Regions from separate parts of the Homo sapiens genome. Here region 1 is linked to region 2. Evidence: read pairs that join two places in POLR2A ChIA-PET (ENCODE). Cell type or tissue: PC-3. All regions are shown on one strand. Links, peaks and the distances in the headings refer to the core of each region. The heading gives the core; the rest is flanking DNA. Region 1 has its middle 21 kb from the start of PIP4K2A. Region 2 overlaps PIP4K2A (phosphatidylinositol-5-phosphate 4-kinase type 2 alpha).

The links. ChIA-PET counts read pairs that join two places held together with the same protein. Peaks named below come from ENCODE experiments on the same cell type or tissue, not always from the same donor. Only the 100,000 strongest peaks of a DNase experiment are listed, where the experiment ranks them.
Region 1: POLR2A ChIA-PET joins it to region 2 with 15 read pairs; 5 of 35 experiments call an interaction of 5 or more read pairs at or near these places.

What each region holds. Positions count from the first base shown.
Region 1 is chr10:22,730,939-22,740,900 of GRCh38, forward strand. No RefSeq gene overlaps it. Among named protein-coding and RNA genes, the nearest start is that of PIP4K2A, 21 kb to the left of the region's middle. In PC-3, for the core only: no CTCF peak of the experiment used is centred there; a DNase peak (open chromatin) is centred at 7,803; H3K27ac peaks cover 1,318 bases.
Region 2 is chr10:22,600,696-22,610,657 of GRCh38, forward strand. PIP4K2A (phosphatidylinositol-5-phosphate 4-kinase type 2 alpha) reads right to left here. Exons shown (of 10, transcript NM_005028.5): 2 at 8,925-9,022; 3 at 7,232-7,328. Among named protein-coding and RNA genes, the nearest start is that of PIP4K2A, 110 kb to the right of the region's middle. RefSeq lists enhancers at 781-940, 4,398-4,547, 9,850-9,962. In PC-3, for the core only: no CTCF peak of the experiment used is centred there; a DNase peak (open chromatin) is centred at 5,736; H3K27ac peaks cover 316 bases.

The DNA.
Region 1 (9,962 bases), core at 876-8,875, 130 kb after region 2:
GGGTGTATGATTCTTTTTATGCTTTGTTGAATTCAATTTTCTAACATATTTTTTGAGAATTTTGCAACCATATTAATGAGAGATGTTAGGCTATAAATTTTCTTTCTTGTGTTGTTTATGTGATTTTGATATTAGGATAGAGCTAGTCTCATAGAATGAGTTAAGAAGTATTCTCTCTTCTATTATCTGGGAAAGCTTGTAGAGAATTAGTATCATTTCTTCCTTAAATGCTGGGTGGAACTCACCAGTGAAACCATCTGAGTCTGTTGCTTTTTTTAATGCCAGGTTGTTAATTATTGATTAAATTCCTTTAATAGATATAGGCCTATTCAGATCATGTGAAGGTATTTATCTAATAAGTTTCCTTGTTCTGCAATCTGTTTTGTCTGAAATTAATATAGCTGCTCCAACATTTCTTTGCTTAATGTTAGCATGGAATATCCTTCTCCTTTGCTTTACTTTTAACCTATCCATGTCTTTCTGCCTTATCTGTGTTTCTCGAAGGCAGCATATAGTTGGGTATTTTTTTAAATTAACTCTGCAAATCTCTGTCTTTTTATTTATTTATTTTATTTTTTATTACTTATTTGTTAGTGTACAAAAACACAATTGATTTTTGTATGCTGATTTTTTTATCCTACAACTTTGCTGAATTTGCCTATTCCAACAAAATTTTGTGGAATCTTTAGCAGTTTCTATATATAAGATCATGTCATCTGCAAACAGAGATAATTATACTTCTTCCTTTCCAGTAGGGATGCTTTTTATACCTTTTTCTTGCCTAATTGCTCTGACTAGGATTTCCAATACTACGTTGAATAGAAGTACCCAGGTCTTGTTCCTGATCTTAGAAGAAAAGCTTTCAGCTTTTTATCATTGAATATGTTGTTAGCTATGGGCTTGATACATATTGCCTTTATGGTGTTGAGGTTCCTTCTTTCTACACCTAATTTGTTGAAAGATTTTTCTTTTTTATCATGAAATTATGTTGAATTTTGTCAAATGCTTTTTCTGCATCTATTGAGATGACAATATGATTTTTATTCTTCATTCTATTAATACGGTATATCACATTTCTTGATTTATGTATTTTGAACCATCCTTTCATCTCAGGGATAAATCCCACTTGATCATGGTGTATGCTCCTCTTAATGTGTTGTTGAATTTGGTTTGCTGGTATTTTGTTGAAGATTTTTGCATCTATGTTCATTTAGGAATATTGTTCTGTTTTTTTGTTTTTTGTTTTTGTCATGTATTTTTCTGGCTGTAATGTCAGGGTAATGCTGACCTCATGGAATGTGTTTGGAAGAATTACCTCCTCTTGAATTTTTTGGAAGAGTTTGAGAAGGATTGGCATTAATCCTGTAAATGCTTGGTAGAATTCACCAGTGAAGCTAATGGGTCCTGGGCTTTTACTGTTGGAAGGTTTTCAATCACTGATTCAATCTCCTTACTCATTACTGGTCTGTTCAGATTTTTTTTTTTTTTTTGAAATGGAGTGTCATTCTGTCACCCAGGCTAGATGCAGTGGCATGATCTCGGCTCACTGCAAGCTCCGCCTCCCGGGTTCACACCATTCTCCTGCCTCAGTCTCCCGAGTAGCTGGGACTACAGGTGCCCGCCACCACGTCAGGCTAATTTTTTGTATTTTTAGTAGAGACGGGGTTTCATCGTGTTAGCTAGGATGGTCTCAATCTCCTGACCTTGTGATCTGCCCGCCTCGGCCTCCGAAAGTGCTGGCATTACATGCATGAGCCACCGCACCCGGCCTGTTCAGATTTTCTATTTCTTCATGATTGGTAAGTTGTATGTGTCTAGGAATTTATCCACTTTTTGTAGGTGATCCAATTTATTGCTGTATAACAGTTTATGGTTCTTCTTTATGATACTTTGTATTTTTGTGATATTAGATGGAATGTCTCCTCTTTCATTTATAATTTTTTTATTTGAGTCTTCTCTCTTTTTCTTTTTTAGTTAGTCTAGCTAAAGATTTATCAATTTTATTTACCGTTTCAAAAACTCAGCAAGCTGATCTTGGCTGTGATTCTTTGTATTTGTCTTTCTCTCCGGATTTCAGGGTGCCCATTTGCTCTGCAACATCAATTCTCTGAAGAGTTAAAAAAAAAAAAGTCATTGATTTTCCATTTCTTCAGCTTTTTATCTTATTGTTTATATGGGAGTGATGAGTTCCAATCCATTTACGTACTGGAGCTAAAACCTGATGTCCCAGATCCTGTTTTTAATTCTTCTAGAGATGCATTGCCCTTCTTGAATGTGAGATTTTTTTTTTCATTAGCTTCATCTTTATGTCAGCCCCTAAATGAAACTTCCAGTTAAGTCCTCTCTTCTGAAGTCCATATTCATATATCCAACTGTCTATTTAACTTCCCAATTTGGTGATCTGAGCACAACCTGTTCAGAAAAAAACTCCTGCCCTTCTCCCAATCATGCTTCATCTTTCTTCTTTCCCATCGTAGGTGAAAAGTGATTTGGATTCCTCTCTCTCTTTCTCAACCACATTCAATCCATCATCAGATCCTCTCTACCCTACCTTCAAGAATCTGTCTACATCTCAGTTTTATGCCTTACATCCTTGGTCTAATTCACCCAACATATCTCACACGAATTCATAATCTATCTGGCTTACCTGCTTTTGCTCTTGTCCTTCACCTCTATATTCTCAACATAGAATCCAGAAGGATATTTTTAGAAGTGTAGGTCAAACTGCATGCTGTTTCTGGAACATTCAGTCATGTTCCTGCCTCAGACCCTTTGAACTCTGATTTCTCCACTAAGGTCACCTCTCCTGAGATACTTGGATGGCTCACTCTCTCACCTTCTTCATGTCTTTGCCCAAATGTTATCTTCTCTTAAGGATTTTCCTCTGCACTATATTTAATTTCTGTACTCTTCGTGTGTCTGAATTTACATTTTATCTTTCTTTATAACTCTCATTCATTGTGGCTTGTTTCCTCATGCATGTAGGGATTTTTGATTGTGAGAATATGTTCCTTGGAACTTTATATGTTGGAGTTGTTTGAGGCCTATGATTAAAGGATGTTCCTCTAGGGAGGATTTTTATCTTGGGCCTTTTTGTGTCTCAGAAATATTGTGGATTTGCCTCCCAAGCTGAATGAGTGCATACTTGTGGCTACAACTGATTAAGAGACTTTTTGCCCCTCTCTGTTTACCCAGAGCCGAGGTCAAAACAGCCAGAGTCTTTTTCAGTGGGTATCTTTTCTATTCACCCACTTCTGATGTCATTGTCAGTGGAAGATCCTGGCTTTTGTGGGCAGCCTCCTTCTGACCCTTTACTCTACTTGACTCTCAGATACTGGGCCATCAGGCATCTGCAGATGCCCTCAGGTTACATGCTGGCTCAAGTGCTTATGAAATCATGACTTCTAGTTCTTTTCGGCCCCTAGTTATTTTCCTTTACTTTCCAGAAGGCCGCAAAACATTTCTTGAAGTATATTTTTTTTTCCTATTTTTATCTGTCCTTTAAAAATGGTTCTATACTTGAATGGGCACACCAAGTTTACCAAATTGCTGGAAACAGAAGTCAGGGGGCAGCATTTAAAAAGATAATGATTTAGAATATAATTTAGGAAGGATACTTAGTCTTCAACAGAATTAATTTAAAAACCAATACCACCTATAATCACAGCACTTTGGGAGGCTGAGATAGAAGGACTGCTTGAGACCAGGAGTGCAAGACTAGCCTGGACAACATAACAAGACCCTGTCTCTACAAAAATAATTTTTTTTTATTGAGACGGAGTCTCACTCTGTCGCCTAGGCTGGAGTGCAGTGGCGCCATCTCGGCTCACTGCAGCTCCGCCTCCCAGGTTCACGCCATTCTCCTGCCTCAGCCTCCAGAGTAGCTGGGACTACAGGCGCCCGCCACTATGCCCGGCTAATTTTTTGTATATTTAGTAGAGACAGAGTTTCACCGTGTTAGCCAGGATGGTCTCGATCTCCTGACCTCGTTGTCCACCCGCCTCAGCCTCCCAAAGTAAAATGATTTTTAAAAAAGTTAGTTGGGTGTGGTGTCACATGACTATAGTCCCAGCTACACAGGACACTGAATCGGGAGGACCACTTGAGACCAGGAGTTCAAGACTACAGTGAGCTATGATCACACTCCTGTACTCCAGACTGGGCGACAGATGGAGACCCTGTCTCAAAAACAACAACAACAAAAAATACAAAATGATGTGACTGTAAGCTGCACAATGACAAAGACAAAGACAAAATATTAAAACAGAGAAATAAGGTGACAAAAAAGAATGACAGGTAAACTGATAGTGTATTTATCATTTGCAACATTAGATGCCAGATGACAATGGGAATGCCGTTATTAACTTAGCATTCTATTACTGTATTTATTTATATTTTTGAGTCAGAATCTCACTCTGTCACCCAGGGTGGAGTGCAGTAGCATAGTCATGGCTCATCACAGTCTCAGACTCTTGGGCTCAAGTGATACTCCTGCCTCAGCCTCGTAAGCAACTGGGACTACAAGCGCATGCCACCACTCCTGGCTAATTAAAAAAAGTGTTTTTGTACAGACAGAGTCTCATTGCTACCCAGGCTTGTCCCAAACTCCTGGCCTCAAGCCATCTTTCTGCCTTGGCTTCTGGAAGCGCTGGGATTACAGGTGTGAGCCACCTACCTGGCCAGTTCTAGACTAAACCATACCATATCACTTTCAGCAAATTGGCGCAGATTTAAAAAGTTTAACAATACAAACTGGTGGTCGTGATATAGGGAAATCAGAACCCTCAGCCACTGCTGGAGTATACATTGGTGATTACATTATAGGGTGATAACATTGGTGCCACTTCTTAGCACAGTTTGGCAATATCTAGCAAAGCTCAAGGTTTGTATTACCTATGACCTAGCAATTCCAGTTTTCTGGGAATGCTTTTACATCCATCCACAAAAGTGTATACAAAGGTGTACACTGCGGGCTTACATAATGGCAAAAAATTAGAAGCAACCTAAGCGGTCAGTAGTAGGAGACAGGACCACTGAATTCAATACTTCACAGCAGCTAAAATGAATGAACTTCATCATATGCTTTCAAGTGAATACAGCATGGCTATTTTATTTTGAATTTTAAAAATATTGCAGAAAGATATATATTTATGTAAATTTAAAATTTTATGTTGTAGGGGATCAGAACATGCCAGCTGAAAATATGCCATTGTGGCATAAGAATTATTTTGAGCCAAAGGTAGCTAAGAGGGCAGTAGACATAAGAAAATAAAGCTCTGTGCCCTCTCCTATCTGACTTAAAGCAGAACATAAATTCCCATTTGTTAAGGTGTCTCCCTCTCCCTTATCAGAAAGAGAACCACTCTTAATCCCCAGAAGTCTTAGTCACCAGAGATGACTCTAGACTCCAAGTATCAGCTCAGACAGGAATCTGTATGACAAACCTTATAAAACAATCCTCATCCTTCATTAATTTCCCCTATATACTTACCTTCTTGTAGTTTGCCACCCCTAAGAACCTAAACCCTTTTTCCTTTAGTCTTTTCACTTCTCTACAAATTTATTGTTTTTTGTTAAGATGCTCTATGTCAGTTTACTTTTCTGGGCCCCAGATGCCAAAACTAAGAGGGTAGAGAAAAAAGGTTTCTTTCCCCTCGTCCCCCGCACAATGTAAATCTTAAAAATGCACATAATAGGCCAAGCGTCATGGTTCACACCTGTAATCCCAATATTTGGGGAGGTCAAAGCATGAGGATCACACAAGGCCAGGAGTTCGAGATCAGCCTAGGCAACATAGTGAGACCCAGTCTCTACAAAAAATTTAAAAATTAGCCAGGCATGGTAGTGAGTGCCTCTAGTCCCTCGGGAGGGACTGAAGCAGGAGGATCCCTTGAGCCCAGGAGCTCAAGGCTGCAGTGAAGATGATATCACTGTACTCCAGCCTGGGTGACAGAGATCCTGTCTCCAAAAAAACAACAAAAAAATCAACCTACATATTAATTACAGAAACACATATATGTAAAAAAAGTATAAAAACAGGGTGGGAAATTTATCATTTTAATAAGAATAGTTGTGCCCTTTAGAGAGCGACAGGGGTAAATGTGATAATAAAGGTTGTTGTATCTGTAGCATTTTATTTTCTAAAAGCCAAAAGATCTAAATACATACGCAAAAAAAGTTAACCTTTAAAAAAATCTCAGTGGCAGGTATATGTTGAGATATGATTCTCTGTATTTTTTATGTTGGGAATAATACATAAAAATGAAGATAAATAAGAATACTTAATGCATTTTCCTATATGTTTGGCACAGATTTTCTTAAAACATAACTCTTCAATTAGGTTTATTAATTGTGTAACTGTAATCCTCTATATTTTTCACTTATTTTTAAATTTATTTACTTCCAAGTTGTTTTATCCTATGTCCTTTCATAGTAAAACAGTTTTTACTTAACATGTTTTGAAACTACATCATTAAGTGTATAAAGGTATATGACTTTTGTACCTTTCTGGTAAGATGTACGTTTTACCAGTATAAAATATCTTTATTTTTGAAATGTTTACCTTTTCGATTTATTTTCTGTTTTAATATTGCTTTTTGGGTAGCATGTTGTTGTCCCTTTATTTTCAAATTACCTGTATTTTTTTTTTGTAACTCTTGCAAACAGCAACACTGGATTTGTTTTATGTTTGCCATTCAAATGTACTTTAGTTGTATTCATTAGTTATATATTGCTGCATAAGAAATTGTTCCAAACCCCAGTGGCTTAAAACAGCTACCATATTATTGTGTAATATTTCAGTGAGTCAGCTCTTTGGGCTGGGCCCAGCTGGAGGTTTCTTCCACTGGTCTTGCTGGGACCACTCATTCAGCTGCAGTCACATGGGAGCTCGACTGGAACCTCACTCATGTGTCTGGCTGTTGGAGCTGACTCTTAGCTGGGCTTGTCTCTCCACATGGTCTCTCATCTTAAAGGAGGCTATCCTGGGCCTCTTCACCTACATAAATGCTCTAAGAGGGTGATAAGAATATCTGCAAAGTGGCCAGGTGTGGTGGCTCACAGCTGTAACCCCAGCACTTTGGGAGAGTGAGGCTGGTGCATCACTTGAGGTCAGGAGTTGGAGACCAGCCTGGCCAACATGGCAAAACCCCATCTCTACTAAAACTACAAAAATTAGCCAGGTGTGGTGGCACGCGCCTGTAATCCCAGCTACTCGGGAGGCTTAGGCTGGAATAGCTTGAACCCGGGAGGTGGAGGTTGCAGTGAGCCGAGATTGCACCACTGCACTCCAACCTGGGTGACAGAGTGAGACTCTGTCTCAAAAAAAAAAAAAAAAAAAAGACAATGTTGGTCAGGGAACGGTGGCTCATGCCTGTAATCCCAGCATTTTGTGAGGCTGAGGTGGGCGGGTCATTTTAGGTCAGGAATTTGAGACCAGCCTGGCCAACGTGGTGAAACTCTGTCTCTACTAAAAATAGGAAAATTAGCCAGGCATGGTGGTGGGCACCTGTAGTCCCAGCTACTCGGGAGGCTGAGGTAGGAGAATTGCTTGAACCTGGGAGGCGAAGGTTGCAGTGAGCCGAGATAGTGCCACTGCGCTCCAGCCTGGGTGACAGAGTGAAGCTCCATCTCAAATAAATAAATAAATAAACAAACAAATAAATAAATAAATAAAATAAAGACAGTGTTGCCCAGTGCTAAATAAAACAAGAGGACAAACAAGGAGCTTAGCTGTGAGGACTATTCCTAATGCAGTTCCCTATTAATCACCCTCATGGCTGACTCAGGACACGCAGGCATTTGCTCTTTGTTTTCATTTCCTCTGAGTTCCATGCACTTCTGGAATCACTCCCACGTAATACAATGTGACCTCTCACCCTAAATCTGACTCCTTATCCAGTGGCTACTATGTTGCACCTTTTTTGTTAATATAGTACCCTATGTGGAAAAAAAATTAATCCATCTTCAAAGTTTATATTCACCCAGTGCTGTTTGCCTACACTTTTACATTGCTATGTTGAATGTTTTAGGATTGCAAAGGTGGACAATTTTCTTCAACTCAGAGTGTGTAACATCATGAAACCTGCTTTCCCAGTTAAGTTAATGATTCTGCATAAATATTAGTTGATTGTTTAACTAAATTACAGAGATAGCCAGGAATTTCGCATTGTTACTTAACAGTTGTATGGCCCTCAGTGGTCAATAGAGGATGAGAGTTCAATATGCAAAAGCATTCAAAGTAGAATGTATGATTGCTACAGATAGATAACCTACAATTAAATTCTTGCTAGTTTACATTTTTCACTTTCTTGATAATGCTTATTTTGTTTAAAATAACTGAAAATCAGTAACATTTAGGTTTTCACATGTCTCTCAGAATCTCCAAGCTCCATAAAAAGATAAATGGAATATATAGATTCTAAAATACTCAAAATATCAGTAAGGATAAACCTCCATATTTCCGTTGTAATTTTAGAACAATGAAAACTAAAGTTTCGTCACTGTAGATGTAGTAACATCTTCCCTCAACTAAGGGAGCATTCTCTTTGACCCTTTCACAGTGCAACTGGCTATGGCCTAGATGATCTAGAATTTTTAGTTACGATAGCAATCAACATACAAAAATCCAAATCAGCTTTTAATAATCTGATAGAACCACAGGATTTCAGGTCATCTGGAACAGTTACAGAACAGTAATTAGAACATAGCTGGTACTTAAGATATTTAGAATGTTTTGCCCCCAATTTTTATTATATTAAAAATAAGACCCTTAGGCCGGGCACGGTGGCTCACTCCTGTAATCCCAGCACTTTGGGAGGCTGAGGTGGGTGGTTCACGAGGTCAGGAAATCGAGACCATCCTGGCTAACATGGTAAGACCCTGTCTCTACTAAAGATACAAAAAATTAGCTGGGCATGGTGGTGAGCCCCTGTAGTCCCAGCTACTCGGGAGGCTGAGGCAGGAGAATGGCATCAACCTGGGAGGCAGAGCTTGCAGTGAGCCAAGATCACGCCAATGCACTCCAGCCTGGGCAACAGAGTAAGACTCTGTCTCAAAAAACACACACACACACACACACACACAAAAAGAAAAAAAAATAACAAAACAAAATGACCCTTGAGAAAATTGTGGGACTTCACTATACTTCAATTTCATATCTTAGATAAGAAAGTTAATCTTTTTTTCCCATTTAGCCTCATTTATCAAACATTAATAATATATCTCTGAAGGGTTTTTTTCTGTTATCTCTCCCTGTATCAGTTAGCTTTTGCTGTGTAACAAACCACCGTACAACTTAGTGGCTTCAAAAAGCAGTCATTTCTTTTGCTCTTGAGTTATTCTGATCTTGGCTTGGCTCACTTACAGGTCTGTGGTCAACTTCCAGCTACAATGGGAGCTAGCTGGGGCTCAGCTGGGATAGCTCATGTTTCAGTTGGGACCACATCACCTAGTTTCTCATTTTCTGGTAGACTATGCCTGACATTTCCACATGGTGGTGGAAGAGTCCCCAGGAGCTGCAGGAGAGCAGGTTCTAACGTACAAGTGCCTTCCAAGTCTCTACTTGTGTCATGTTGGCTAATGTCCTATTGGCCAAAGCCAGTCATATGGTCAAGTTCAGATTAAGAGTGGAGAAGCAGACTCTACCTCCCAATGGGGGAAGCTGTGAAGTCACTTCACAAGGCTGTAGATGCAGGGAGGGGACACATTTGTTTCTATTTTTACAATCCATTCATGTCGTAAAAGACTAACATTTGCTGGGCGCAGTGGCTCACACCTGTAATTCCAGCACTTTGGGATGCTGAGGTGAGTGGATCACTTGAGGTCAGGAGTTCAAGACCAGCCTGACCAACATGGTGAAACCCCGTCTCTACCAAAAACACAAAAATTAGCTTGGAGTGGTGGTGGGCGCCTGTAATCCCAGCTACTCAGGAGGCTGAGGCAGGAGAATTGCTTGAACCCTG
Region 2 (9,962 bases), core at 1,423-9,422:
GGAGAAGGCTGCTTTCTGGGTCTGCAGTTGACATATCTGAGCGAGCACAGATGGTCCTCTGACCCCGCCAGAGAGTTGAAGACCAATGTGGAACTTGAACATCATCATCAAGGATTTATTAAATGCCCACTGTGTTCAAAGCCCTGTGTTAAGCTCTTGGGGAATTTCAAAGAAAATCTAAGCTGTGATCTCAAGTGAAGAATAGCTTTCATTATAGAGGGGAGCAAGACACAGTGCAATTTAACACTTATCAATAATGAAACAACTTATCAGAAAAAAAGAATATAAAAATGAAAGGCAATGACCAACAGAGAAAGCAACAGAGTTGCAGAAACTTCACAGAGTGCCATGAGATCATCTTCTAAATCTCAGCTGCTGTTTCACGATGATTAAAACACCAGGGACCCAGCCTGGGCAACAGAGCGAGACTGTCTCAAAAAAAAAAAAAAAAAAAAAAAAAAAAAAAAACAAACCAGGAACATGTCCCCAAGGCTCACGGTAAACACAGCGTTTAACCTGGAGAGAAGCACCCAGTAGCAAGGATGACTGGCTGTCAGCTCTCTGTCAAAAGCCACGAGGCAAAACCCAAAGCAGGTTTGAGGCGGGAAACACAGGCTAACAGGAAGCCTGGGGTCCCAGGTGGGGGCAGGTGGTGGTAGGAACAGTAATTTGCTCAGTTCATAAACAGGACTTGAAACAGTGCAAGAAATGCCTGCTGACCCTGATGGGCTGTGAGGGAGCTTCCCCCAGTCTATCAAGAGGCTGTCCAATCAGAGAGGGGCCTCCCTTGGGTCTCAGCCTCAGTGCGTCTCTGAGCAGGGTGGAGTTTCCTTCCAGGGCAGCTAACCTGTGAGGACAAATGGAGCAAACCCAACAGGCAACTACTAGTGATAAAGGAATGACAGTGCTTAGGCATTAGAGGAGCAAGCACAGGGGTGATGGTGTAGGTTGAGCATTAGAGTTGGACCAAGGAGGAGTCCCACAAGCACGACTGTGCCAATCCTCACCACAGCTGGACCTCTGCTCCAACCTCATTCAGAGTTGTGACCCAGAATGCCCAATGCAGGCCACAAGCCTCACCAGGTATCCTACCACTACGGTAAGTCAACAGGTCAAAAACTCAACTCCATCTTCCTTTCTATCCACCTGTAGCCCCAAACATCCCTCCCTCTGTGACCCGCATCCCTGCTCTCTTAGCTTTCAGGTCCCAGTGCCTCTGTGGCTCTTGTCCTTTGCCACTGGCCACTGAACCTGTGGGTTTACTTCTCTCAATGTCTTTTCAAGCTGCTCCGTGCTTTACATGGTGGGTGACGGAGGCTTGGCTCACTGGGATTTCATGGCCTCCTGATTTCCTTATCTCCCTTCTATGCATTCTATAAATTACAATGCAGTTATCTTTAGAAAATACAGACCTCGGGTGGGTGCAGTGGCTCACATCTGTAATCCCAGTACTTTGGGAGGCTAAGGTGGGTGGATCGCTTGAGCCCAGGAGTTCGAGACCAGCCTGGGCAACATGGCAAAACCCTGTGTCTTCAAAAATTACAAAACTTAGCTGGGCATAGTGGCACATACCTGTAGTCCCAGGTACTCAGGGGGCTGAAGTGGCAGGATCGATTGAGCCCAGGAGTTGGGAGGCTGCAGTGAGCCAAGATTGTGCCACTGTACTCCAGCCTGGGCAACAGAGTGAAACTCTGTCTATAAAAAAAAAAAAAGAAAAGAAAAGAAAAGAAAGAAAGAAAAAGAAAAAAGAAAAGAAAAGAAAATACAGATGTCATGACATTGCCATTCCCCTGAGCAAAACCCACAGGGCTGCTCGCTGGCAGCAGAATCGGCCCAGTGTCCCTGGTGTCTTTGTGTTTCTTGCTATTTTAACATCTTTATCTCCCACTATTCTGCCACCATCCAAATACCTTCACATTTCATGGGCTCTCCTGCCTTCCGCTTGGGCCCAGAGAGTTCACTTCTCTTCAAAGTCCCCATTAGCCCTCACTCTCTTTCACAAGTATTTCTTATTTACTTATTTATTTTTCATGTTTTTAGAGATGGTGTCTCACTGTGTTGCCCAGGCTGGTCTCGAACTCCTGGGCTCAAGAGATCCTCCTGCACTGGCCACCTGAGTAGCTGGGATTACAGGTGTGGCCACTGTCCTGACTGCAAATATTTCTTAAGTGCCTGCTGAGCCCAGCATTGTGCTCAACGGGTGACAGGCAGCCAGCAAACACAAACACTGCTCCTGCCCTCAGGCAGTTTAAAGTCAAAAGTGAGAAATCTACAAGTGAAAGTTTCAGAGGATAGACTTGATATTCTAGAGATAAAGGCAGAATTCCTGCTGCCCCACTTCAAGTTTAGTATACACTGAAGGTCTTAACACTTTAGAATTTTATTTCTAAACTTGAAATAAGAATATCAAAAGTTTAAAATGTTAGCTCTTAAAATTAATTATTTTAAAATTAGAATTCTCTGTTACAAACACAAAGAAGAAAGGGCATCAGATGTCAATAATGAGGGATTCTAATTCAGGAGTCACAGTAGGGGAAAAGCAAACCTGGTATTATCCTCCACAGTGAACAAGAGGCCTCACTTTCAAATGTGTGGTCTATTTAGGTTTAACAGCATCAGCTCCCTCCTGCATAACTTTTTGGTTTCTGGGAGGCAACCCTCTCTGGCAGCTACTAAATGTAACTGAAGCCTCCGTTTGACTTCCCAGGGCTGTTTAATGTTCTTCATGAAAATCTGCACCCCTCTTTCCAGTCTCTCTGGGTATAAACATAAGAGACGATCAAATGAGTATAAGAGACTGGAAAGAGGGGTGCAGATTTTCATGAAGAACATTACAAATCAAGATGCTGGGTTTCTGTAAATCTCGTTAGCATCTAATACAGAATCTGGTATGCAATAGTTTTTAAAGAAAGTGATGCTTCACCCTTTCTTCTCTCTGCATTCCCTAAAACGGCTAGCACAGAGCCTGACATGTGGTAGGTACAAACAAATACTTTGACTGGATAATTATGCATGAAATCCCAGACCTCAGGGTGATCAGGGCTTAAGGGGGCAGTGGTAATGGTAGACACAGGACTGCGGCTATAGTCACAGAACAGGCCTCCCAGGCAGCATTCATCCTGAAACACACCTTTAAAGTATGACGATGGATATCATGCTGGCCAAACAATGATCAGAACCTTGATGACACACTGATTCAACCCTGAGCATATTACAAACCTATCATGCAATTTAAAAATGCCCTAATGAATTGGAAAAAGTTCTGAATCTAGAAGCACTGGTTACACACATGCGCGAGCACACACGCGCGCACGCACACACACACACACACACACACACACAGAGGTTTACATATGTATGTTACATGGTACTGTGGTACTGTTATTAACAATGGATATTCTAGAATTGTTCTTTGAATTTGTCTTTAACAACAAGGAAAAGTCATTTTTAAAAGATATTCCAGAAATCAAAACCAGAGGAAAGATACAAATGTTTACTGAGAAAGCAGGAATGTTTTCATTTTTCATTTCATTATCCTTTTCATTTATCTTAAAAACTTTTTAAGAAGTTTAAATTCACCAGTAGGGGTCAACTGCATAGGTTACTACTTAACCATGCTCTGCTTTAATCAGAGTGGTCTCCACAGACCAATACCTACTTTTTTCAGGTGTAGCAAAAAGGTGGTCACACAAACAAGACAAGTCGGGACCATTTACCCACTTGGCTGAATGGAAAGGTCTGAATACGAGATAAACCAGACGATGGAGCCCCTAACCACCACATTGATTTAGAGCCGCTTGTCCAAAATGCAAGCAGTTTGGAAAAATAAACACAGCAGGCAATGCCTGTTCCCCTTCAGCTATCCAGTGTCCTCCAAAACACTATGAGAGCCTAGGTCACTGATCCTACTTTCCAAGTCAGTTGGGAAAGAGTATTCAAAAAGCAGCTCACATTGATAAGCTCAGAAAGAGAGTTGGTTTTTTTCCGATATACGCAGTCTTCAGCAGCCAGTACCCAGGAGTGACAGAGGCGGCCGGTGGGAGACTCTACTCAGCAAAGGCACATTGGCAAGCTCCAGGAGAGGAAAACAAGGTTGCTTTTAGTCATTTGGCGCCACATGTGCCAAATGATACCTGTTACTTGAACTGGGCATGAGGATTGAACTGTCTGGGCAGTAACAATGTGCCAGGCAGCTGAAGCCCCAGGTCCTGGCCCCTGCCCGCCTGCCGCCTGAATCCCTGCAGTATACAGGGGCCTGCGAGGTGACCCTGGAGCCAGAGCTGTCACAACGACCCTCCTTTCTTCCAAACCAAGTAGCCAAAAGACTGGGATACAGCCCCAGATTTACGATCCTGTTTTCAGCTGGAACTCAGGGTCCCTGACCCTACTGAAGAATTTTAAGAGGTACAGACACTGGGAAAGAAATATACGACTGAGGAGGGAAGAAGAGTATACCTCTGCAGTACTGAAGTGACTCTGAATACACACTTTTTCTTTCTTTTTTTTCTTTTTTTAATAGAAATACAGTTGCCAAAGAGAAAGCAGCAGGCAGAGCTAAGGAAAGGAGGAGTGTTCGAATGATTAATCACACTCACACCACTCTCCCCAACAGGGAGCTCTCATGTGAAGAGTTTAACGGACTTGCCAATTAGTTACTTGTGAATCATCCTCCACTTGCCTAATTTTCTTTCAAAGTTTGTACTCAGCAATTTGTACTGACTTCAATATCAACTTACGTAGTTTTCTTTGTAGGGCGAAAAAAAGGGAAGGAAAACCAGTTCATGTCTTTGCATTTCAGCAACTAAATTGGTCATTTGAGGAAATTTTAAAAACTACTTTTCTCTGCTGCAGTGCAGAACTCAGACCATAATGGGTTCATTTTGGATCTCATTTGACAGAATTGATTATGACAAGAAATAGAAAGACTTCATTTCAATAATGAATTGAGGAATCTAACAAGATAAGATAGATGCATGGGCCCTCAAAAGTCAGTTTCTGTGAAATGCCAGTGGAATTGTTTTATTAAAACAAAACCCAGCCAAACAAAAAAAGGACGTGGAGAGAAGGAGGAACACACTGGTGTTCAGCTTTTCTTAAGGCAGAGGAGATTTTCTTAAGACACTGAAGCTATCTGCTGTTAATTCCTTTAAAAAAAAAAAAAAAGCACCTAGTTCATTTTCAGGTGGCCTCTTTAAATTTAGTAATGGTTCTAAAGTGATACAGAATTATTAATTTTAACTTCAGAGAAATGCTTTTTACTATTCTAATAATTTTCTGTTAAAGTTAATTATTTTTACAGCAGTAAATTTCAAGTCCATAATTGTGATCTAAGTTCTCTCTTAAAAATTAAGCCCCAAGGCCAGGTGCACTGGCTCATGCTCTGGGAGGACGGCTTGAGGCCAGGAGTTTGAGACCAGCCTGGGTAACATAGTGAGACCCCAATCTCTACCAAAAAAAAAAAAAAAATTAGCTGGGCATGGTGGTGCACACCTGTAGTCCTAGCTACTCTGGACGCTGAGGTCGGAGGATCACTTGAGCCCAGCAGTTTGAGGCTGCAGTGAGCTATGATCACACCACTGTACTCCAGCCTGGGCAACAGAGCAAGACCTTGTATCAAGAAAAAAAAAGAAACGCCCTAACAGGAGTGTTGGCTCCCACGCAGTTTTAATAGCAGATGAGCAACCACATCCTTCCTGTCCCACTAGCCAGCCCTCAGCTCTTCTGTGTACACAGAGCCTCAGCTCAGGGTCTGGACCTCCATGTAAACCACAACCCCAGGCCATCATGAGACAATGTCACCGGCAGCCTGGTCAGCGCTGCTTTCTCCAAACATGGCAGCCTCTCTCATGCCTGAGTAAACATATGAAAAATTCCTGGAAATTTTTGGCAATGGTACAGAGAGGGCAGTGGGAGCACAGATCTTTAGGAAAGTGTGCTAACTATCTCAGTTTGCCTGAGGGACCCTATTCTTCAGAGGAAAATACAGGGTAAGCTGTATCAGTACTCAATCTGTAGTCACCCAGGGTGGCAATATGTCACTTAATGCAGGATAAATTCAGATCTTAAATTGAGGGCAGATTAGGACTAGATTTGAAGGGACTTAAGTCAGTATATGCTGAGCATCCTTTATTTGAAATGCCTGCAGCCAGTCGTATTTCAGATTTTTTCAGATTTCAGAATATTTGCAAAGATAATGAGATATCTTGGGGATGGGACCCAAGTCTAAACACGAAATTTATCTATTTCATATACACCTTATACACATAGCCTAAAGGTAATTTTATACAATATTTTAAATAATTGTGTACATGAAACAAAGGCTGTGTTGAGCACTTAACTGTGGAATTTTCCACTTGTGGCATCACGTTGATGATCAGAAAATATTCGATTTGGAAGCATTTTGGATTTCAGATTTTCTGATTGGGATACTCAACCTGTCCCTTGGATTTCCACTTTTAAAAAAAATCCTTAGCATTTACGAATCTGGCTCGCTATATGAAACTTGGGTAACCAATGTCAAATCCTTTCTCAGAAAAAAATGATCATGGCTCAACAGTTATTTAAAGAGTTAAAACAGATGTTTAAAAGTTAGAATGAAGGACCAGGCCAGTGTGGGGAGGAGAGCAGCAGTGCACATTTTTACGTGGTGGGAATCAAGATGAAGAGGAAGATGTACCACAGGACACGCCCAGGATGTTGGGTTCCTGGTGCTGACCACAGTGCTATGGTCACTCCACAGTCCAGCACTGCAGTGCACAAAGGGTGCCCTTTGACAAAAATGCTGCAGCAAGAGTCTGACCAACTTGAAAAGCAGCAAATCAGCAAGATAAAGATTCCTGAGAGTCCTAAGTAGCCTCTACGAAGATACAAAACATGCACACTCACACAGGCTACTGACATGTCTGACAGCAGAAATTAACAGGCAGCTCTGCTAGCCTGTTAATTTCCACCTGGAAATGAGAGTATTATATAAAACCCTCACATGCTCAGTCTCCTTCCAAAGAAAAGTAATATATTTTCCTACTGACTTTTATACCGGTATCATATGTATAGAGGTCCCCAATCAAGAGAACACTTTACTTCAGCATGAACATTAAAAACTTCTTACACAAAATGAAAATTACTATTATATAATACTTTTATTGACAAAAATACAGATCCCAATTGACACAGCAAAAGTCATGGCAAAACCCATTTCCTACTGGAAGCAAATGTTACAAACGCAACTCACCTGGAAATCTTGATCATCAATTCCAAACCTCTCCCGCAGGTTACGGAAGACCATCGGGCAGTATTCCTTAAACTTGAAATGGCTCGGCATGTTTTCTCTGAAACAGTCACAGCGTGGAATAAAGCTCAGAGAGAGTCAATCAGACTTGCATCTGCCACCACTGAGTTCCACAGGTAGCCAAAGAAGGGTTCAGAGTTCACTGCCTACCAAAAGCACAGGTGTGCTTCCTAGAACCAGGTACAACCCGCAGAAAGATCCAGGAGACACAGGGGGCCAGACGGATGTCTGTCTGTCTCCTTTGTCACAGGCACGCTTGGACTATGTGACCTCTTTAAATCCTGGCCACACACTGCAGCCATTCCTCAAAGAACAAGAGGTGGGGAAGGAACGGGCCAGGCAGGGGGAGCAGTGAGGGAAAAGCACAATGGCGGGAGAGTGAGTTAGGAAGAGGCAGCGGAGCAAGGTTCCCTCTCAGCTACTGCTGAGGAAAGGAGGGCCACTCCCTCACCCCCCTAAAAGGCCTGTTTTATATAAATGCCACATTCTAAATTTGCTTAGAGGAAATTCCCTGAAAGTCAGCTTCTAAACACTGTTATGAGAAAAATTAACATCAGCTTCACATAAGGACAATGGCCCCCTGAAGAAATTTCATAATTGGCCTGGCATGGTGGCTTACACCACTCATTTGTAATCCCAGCACTTTGGGAGACTGAGGTGGGAGGATTTCTTGAGGCCAGGAGTTTGAGGCCAGCCTGGGGAACATAGTGAGACCCCTGTCTTTACAAAAAGTTTTTTAAAAAATCAGCTGGGCATGGTAACCTGCACCCGTAGTCCCAGCTATTCAGAAGGCTCAGGAAGGGGGATTGCTTGACCCCAGGAATTTGAGACTGCAGTGAGATATAATTTCACCACTGCACACCAGCCTGAGCAACAGAGCAAGATCCTGTCTCAAAAAAAAATTTCATAATGATCCTCACATGGGAGTGATTTGAGGTTCACCCTAATCATTCAGAATTGTTTCCCTCTTTGTGTTCCCACACAACCAGATAAATTAAATTATACATATGCACACACCCCTCCCTTATCATACTTTGCACACTGAACTATAGCAGTTTGTATATGTGTCAGTTTTTGTACTCTGAGCCCCTTGAGGGCAGGGCCGTGTCTTCTATATCATTGCATCTCTAGCTCTCAATGGACCACCTAACATATAATAGGTGCTTCATAATGACGTCTAAAACAACATTCAAATGAAGGAGGAATGTTATCAATGCCCAACATGGCATCTAATTGTGCCTTATGAAAATGTACCTTGGGTCTTTATTGTTCTAAGATGGAGTCATTGCTGTTCATAAATCATCATTTTCAAAGTTCTGTGTACAAGAGCAGAGGTTCATAACTGCTCAAAAATCCAAGCAATTTACAGCTTCAAAAATTTGAATTATAATGAGAATATCACTTTCAACGTATAAGATATTCATAGAGAACAATATGCCATATGGCAAAGGATATTATCCCAGAGAGCCTGCTGTTGCTTCTCTAAAAATGACAGATGGTTATGTTTATCACAGGATTAACTTCATCAGCAAAACTTTACTCCCACCCATTGACAAATTATGTGATTACAAAAATTCACAAAACTTGTACTCCTAGCAGCCACGCTAGTCTTATGAAAGGTCATACTTGTACTTACTTGTTAAAAAGGTGATTGTCCACCTTTATTTTTGAATAGGCTTTGAAGTCATCTGGCATCAACATAACAGGGATTTGAACATGGCTCAGTTCATTGATCTGGAAAAATATAAAATAAATAGCATGGGTTATTACTATCCAGGTGAGGAGGACTTGACTTGAATGTGTACCTTGGGAAAAAAAACATGGTGGACACAGGAACTTCTCTTCCCACCCACCAACCCACCCTCCTTCCCTCTGCCATCATAATCTCTCTTCCTGCCTTCCTCATTCCCACTTCTTATGTCTGTCTGATGCTGGGTCCATGGTGGCCACCGGACGGCAGTGGTGAGGGAGAGTCAATCCTCATGCCACCTGTCCCTGCTTCTTGCCCATCCACTCTCCCTACCTTCCCTCCACAACCTCATCCCACAGACCCTTTGGTCACATGTCCAGGACAACTTCCTTCTGTAAAGAAAATGTTATCTGAGAAAGAAAGCTTTTAAATTTTTCACGTAAATATTTGTTGGATTAATGGACGTGATTTATATATTGAACTCATCTGTGTGCTCTTTACTTCCCTTACAGGAACTAAGTTTAAAAATAAAGATTGGGGTGGGGCATGAATTTACCAAAAGAAGAACCTCCATTCAGGGAAGGAAGAAGACACGTGGTCCCAGGACTACAAGAGAAGGAGGTGGGTTGGACATGAGTCAAGAACAAAAGCAAAGATGTGTTTCCAAAGGACAAAGGGTAAGATCAAGTTCCAGTGAATGAAAGGGACAGCTTTGGACACAATTTTGAAAAACCTGAACTTTCTCTTCGTTAACTATTTTTGCATGTTGACTTTCCTTGTTGCTAGCAATAAAAACCATGTCAAAGATTTATGCTTCCAGTAGGATAGAAGGCAGGTACGCTGAAGGATTCTCAGTTACAAAAACAAAACAAGCAAACAACAAAAGAATGAGCTGCTTGATAGAGCTATTTGTTTTTTTTAATCACATTGCTGGGTTCACAGACAGTAGAGGCAATCTCCAAGACACCTTTCTTCCCCCAAAGT